Linked DNA regions of Homo sapiens: region 2 is linked to region 1. Evidence: read pairs that join two places in POLR2A ChIA-PET (ENCODE). Cell type or tissue: Panc1. All regions are shown on one strand. Each heading gives the region's core, and the rest is flanking DNA. Links, peaks and the distances in the headings are about the cores only.

Region 1 (2,930 bases), core at 210-2,709:
GGGAATGTAAAATGATGCAGCTGCTCTGGAAAACAGTTTGGCAGTTTCTCAAAATGTTACACACAGTTACCATATGACCAAGCAATTCCACTCCTAGGTATATACCCAAGAGAAACAAAAACATACAGCCCCACAAAGACTTGCACACTAATGTTCATAGCAGTATGATTCATATGGAGGGGATAGGGAGAAGAAAAGCCTGGAAAATAGAACAAGACCAGATGGTAGAAAGCGCTGACCATCACGTTAAGGGATATGGTCACAGGAAAAAGATCCCTCTAGCAACAACAAGAAAAATTAATTGAAGGGGTGTAAACTGGGCATAAAACCAGTGAGCAGGCCAGGCACGCCTGTAATCCCAGCACTGTGGGAGGCCGAGGCAGGCAGATCACAAGGTCAAGAGATTGAGACCATCCTGACCAACATGGTGAAACCCCATCTCTACGAAAAATACAAAAATTAGCTGGGCGTGGTGGCACGCACCTGTAATCCCAGCTACTCAGGAGGCTGAGCCAGGAGAATCACTTGAACCCAGGAGGCAGAGGTTGCAGTGAGACGAAATTGCACCACTGTACTCCAGCCTGGTGACAGAGCGGGACTTCCTCTCAAAAAAAAAAAAAAAGTGAGAAAATGTTTCCATATTCAAGATTAAGAGATGCTAAGTATCTTAATTAGGGCATTGGCCATGGGGTGACCAAAAAAAACTGATAGACTTAGGAAATATTTTGAGATAGAAAGCCTGAAGGTGTTTCTTAAAGAGGAGTTCCAAAAAGAATCTTCAGTATTGGCAGCATCACTGAAATAAGTATAGAGCTTCCCAAAGTCACTCCTGTGGAAGAACACATTCCATTCCCTTATGTCTTCTACAGACTCTGCACCACATGTGCTGGGCTGAACGTCTGCAGCCCAGGGACGTACTCCCTGAATGTGCTCACTTCTTATGAAGTTATTTGTTTTTAAAGGCTGACCTGTATTGTTCACGTTTCTGCATAGGCTCTTGTCAGAGAAATGGAGGAAAAGCAGGTAAACAGTGGTCCAAGTGGATAAGTTTGATAGTGTTTTTTTGTTTTGTTTTGTTTTGTTTGATTGACAGTGTGGCCTAAAACTCAGCTGTCTGAAATCGTTTACCAAAATCTTCCCTAAAAGTAGGAGTGGGAGTGAACTTCCATTGCTATGGTTCTCAGCAATTAAGAAAACAACAACAACAAAAAGCTCTATTTGTGTAAAATTAATCAGATTTTAAAATTTCATAATAATGTAAACCAAGTTGTATCATCCTTATATACTATCAATAACTTTACCTGAAATAAATTGTAACTATGAGCTCATGTAAGTGGCTTGCACAAACTTAAGGCATACCTTAAATCAGATCACCTGAGCACTTATTGAGAGCCAGAGGATATGAGAAAAATGATTAACTACTCCCCTGGCAGATAGGGATCAGGGGCTAGAACTGGAAATAAATGGACTCAGAAGAGAAATCAATGAACCAAATCATCTCCCTCCTTCCATCTCCCTCCTCCTTTCATTCCTAGCCGGGCTATGGAATGAAATCTTTGCCCCAGTCGCTCATAAACTCCTTTGCTTAAATTAGAAAGTTTAGACTCTATTCCCAGCCAAAAGACACGAAGGGTTTAAAATAAACAAGGTAAAAAACAAAATATCTGTGTTTTTGATCCTATTATACAAACAAACGATGGGAAAGACTGATAATGCAGTGAACACGATGCAGACGCCCCCAAGGTTACAGGCCTCTCTTCATAATCTGAGCTTCAGGCAGTGTGCAACATCTTGTATTAGATAATCATAGGGGATTAATCATGTAAAATGCTTGAAAGGTTTGTGCAAAATTTATGGATGTTTAGAAGGCCCCACAAAATACATTTTTAGTCAAACTGAGCTGAAGATGTATTTCACTATTACCAGTTGAAAGTGTAAGAAAAATTTGTGGAAAAGGGATGGTGGCCAGCTGTTTTTCATCTCCACCAAGAGAATAGGTTGAATTCGTGTTTAAATACTAGGGTTGGACAAAAGAAAGAACTTTCCAGCCATAATATTCCATCTACTGCTAAAATGGCACATGAAAGATGTTGTCTATCTCCATTAGAGAGTTTTAAAAGACAAATATGTTAGCTTGTTAGATGGATTATCTTTGCATAGGAAGGGAAGAATTTATCAGGCATGAGAAACATGAGGCTATGAATTCTGTCCTGAGAAACTAGAGTGATTAGCTTAAAAATGTGACTGTCACTGGACATCAGCTATTGATGTGGTTTCTCCATTATCTGGTTACTCTTAAACTAGCAACTAACCAACTTCAAGATGCGAAAATTATAATTAAAAAACGTTCTGCTTTTTCAAAGATAATGTTCAGTATTGCATAATTACTCCAATTAAAACTCTTAAAGGGATTTTTCTATTAATATTAAAAATCAACATAACATTCAATACCAAAATATATTTAGGAAAATAATCATGGACAAAGCTCAGAGAACATTCTGGGCAGTGGGGGTTGAGGGGGAGTGTAACTGAGGGAGTTACTGGTACAGGAATGGATATGTAAATCAAGAGAACAAAATAGAAAACAGGAACTATATCCAACTATTTGTTAAAATTTAATATATGACAAAGTAAATTTTTCACATAAGGGTGTAGAAAGGACTTTTTTTTTTTTTTTTTTTGAGAGATACAGTCTCACTCTGTTGCCCCGGCTGGAGTGCACTGGCACAGTCAGGGCTTACTGCAGCCTCAACCTCCTGGACTCAAGCAATTCTCCCACCTCAGCCTCCCAAAATGCTGGGATTACAGATATGAGCCACCTTGTCCAGTCAGAAGGATTTTTTTAAATGATGTTGGAATAAATAGTAGGCAAGTAAAAAAAAAGTCATTTAAGATCTATATTCTATCCGATATAACAAAGTAATATTTAG
Region 2 (2,930 bases), core at 273-2,772, 320 kb before region 1:
CCTTTGACCCAGAAACTCTAGGTCTGGAAATATAAAGGAAAGAATGGAGAATAAATATATAATTATGTGGATCTTCATTGCAGAATGATTTACAAAGGGAAATATTGACCTCAAATAACGTGTTTAAAAGTTACATCAAAGTAAAATGTTGTAAAATACAAGATGAATAGACTATTTTGCAGTCCCAATAAAAGTAATATTCTTAACATATTCATTCACATTGAAAATATTCATGCAATAGTTAGATGAAAAAGTGAGGTACAAAATGGTAGGTTAAATGTGATCTCATTTTTATTGCAAAGAATATGTGTGTGTGTGTATATATATACATGTATATGTACAATGCCAATCTCCAGAGAGAACTACTGTTTTATATATACATATACATACATACACTAAACTAATAAAAGTAAAATTAAATTACATTTGACCCATTTAAATTAATATAAATATATATGTCATATCATGAAAAAAACATCAGATTTAGAGGAAAGAAAAATATGTTCATATATGACTTTCTTGCTAAATTTCCGGGTGATCTTTGACAAGTAACAATTATAGTTACCATATTCATAAAATAAAATTAGAGGAGTAGACGATATCTGAAAGACCTTTCAGTTCTAATATTCTATCAGCAACCAGAAAATCCTTAATTTGGCTTAGAGCTTTGACTTCCTTCAACCATGCAAGACCCCACACCAGTTTCAGCAATGGTGTACCAGTTCCCCTGGACAGGGACTATGTCTTGCAAAAATATTTACTCTTTAAATAAGTCTTCATCACATAATAGCAGCTCAATAAATAATTGGAAATAAATCATTCTCCTAGCTATAGTCATATTTTCCTGAGCTTAGAAAAACTGTCCCAAGGTATTTTTTAAGTTTTATTGACTCATTACAAATAGTAATGACTAATCCAGTGTAAGATCTAGTGCTAATGTAAAAGCAAACTATAGCAAGACAGTAAGCCATTCCATGTTCTCTCCACATGAAAGAATGTGGCCTCCAAAAGCCACTGAACACCACAGTTCTTATGTTCTGTTAAAGCTGTACATCTTCCATATTGGCTCTATTTGATTCATGTTTTTGGTTTTGCCCTTTCTTTGTTCTTCAGAGGAACACAGAATTGTTTTGGTAGCTTAATCAGCAGAAGAACATAGAATTGTTTTGGTAGCTTAATCAGCTTCAGAAGAAGCCACAATAAGTGTACTGGTTAAAATGTTCAGTCAGCACATCTGTCAGCATGTTTCAAGTGAAACACGAAAGACTACATGGCTGCAGTCATAGCTTTAGGAGCGAGCAAGCCAAATGGGTAGCTACAGCACCCCAAGGTAGAAAAGCAACAGGCAAACAGGAAACCCCACAGCAGATAACTTCCCAGCTGACCAGGAACAGGGCAAAGTCGAAATGGTAAGGGAAGATTAGAAAATGAAAAGCCATCCCGGCACTAAACTGATGTAAATCACATTCTTTATAATTCCTCTATGATTGTTTTTATTTAATTTGGGGTTGCTGAATGTAAAATATGGCTTACATTAATCAAATTAATAAAAACTTTCAATTTTCTAGTTACCATGTAGTGCTTAATACATTGAAAATGTGAAGCAAAACTTAAAATATTTATTTAACTAAAATTGTATTTACTTTTGAAAATAATTTCCAGGAAAGAGATCAACTACTAAAATAAATGCAGCTATTTTAAGTAGAAAGATACATCCATAAGGAGAAAAAAAGTGTGTGAAGGCATTGTAAACATTGTAAATGTTTTCCAAGACTTTTAGTATAAGAACATGAGTTCAGCTCATGGATGCCTTTGATACATCACACTATTATCATAATGGACTTTAGTTTGAAAACCTTTTGTGGCTTAAGCATAAACAGTTATGTAAGTCAAATCAGAAATGTCCAAAAATAATCTTAGCTATGTGTAGAGCCTCCAAATATTGTATGTGTGTAAGTACCAGATACAATTTCTTTTTCTTTTGGTACGCTATTATTTATAAACTCATGTAAATATTTATAATTGTGGCTATGCAAAAAATACATAACAATGTCTCGAATAAATGCCTCCTTGTGAGAAATAAGCTACGGCACTTACATTACATTATATACATTTGAGTCTGTTATATGGCATACAGAAGAATATAAAATGTCAGGAAGTAAACGAACTTCCTAAGAAATCACCTTTAAAATATATTTGATCTAAGCTGCATGCAATTTGAAGAATACTGCTGATCCATCATTCTAGTTATAATGCTGCCTCTTCCATGAACATCTCAATTCACCATCTGGAAGTAATCTCATCCTCCTCCAAGCTGCCTCAAAATTTTATTTTCATTTCCTCTCTCCATGTTCTCACTATCATGTTATATACCACTAAGATTAATTTGGAAAAATCCATCTTTTGCTAGACTATAAACTCCTTGAGGGAAAATGATGCAACTTGAAAATATTTGTAAATACCATCCACACACATCCATTTCTTACTATCTCTTAGTAAGTGTTGATTGAATGAATTCATACATTTTTCTTCCTGGACAGCTCTAAGCTAGAGGAGTAGTAAACTTTATAGCTTTTGTTTTGATTTTCTCTCAGGATGAAATGCTTTGGAGATCCCAAATCCAGTAAAAGACTCCAAATAGAGCTGACAAAAGGTATCCAATTTTCACTGAGTTATCTGCAGAGGGGCATCTCTACCTGGCCCCAAGCAGTGTCTTGCAGTTCTCAGCCATTTCCATGTATGACTTGTCACTAGTGCACATTTTATCATCAAAAAAGAAATTCCATTCCTGTGAAAAACCTGGAAGATACAGCCATGACTAGTCAACAAAAGGGGACAAGAAGTTTGGAGTAAAATGCAATGATAAAGTAGGGCCATGGTTTCGTTGAGGCCTGGTCTGCTGAAGAGTGGACAGCCATATTGGTATCCAA

The links. Peaks named below come from ENCODE experiments on the same cell type or tissue, not always from the same donor. Only the 100,000 strongest peaks of a DNase experiment are listed, where the experiment ranks them.
Region 2: POLR2A ChIA-PET joins it to region 1 with 11 read pairs; 1 of 35 experiments calls an interaction of 5 or more read pairs at or near these places.

Annotation. Positions count from the first base shown.
Region 1 is chr4:123,515,335-123,518,264 of GRCh38, reverse strand. No RefSeq gene overlaps it. Among named protein-coding and RNA genes, the nearest start is that of LINC02435, 5.1 kb to the left of the region's middle. In Panc1, for the core only: no CTCF peak of the experiment used is centred there; no DNase peak of the experiment used is centred there; H3K27ac peaks cover 1,943 bases.
Region 2 is chr4:123,835,423-123,838,352 of GRCh38, reverse strand. The region is part of intron 4 of LINC01091 (long intergenic non-protein coding RNA 1091); the gene reads right to left. Among named protein-coding and RNA genes, the nearest start is that of LINC01091, 190 kb to the right of the region's middle. In Panc1, for the core only: no CTCF peak of the experiment used is centred there; no DNase peak of the experiment used is centred there; H3K27ac peaks cover 1,166 bases.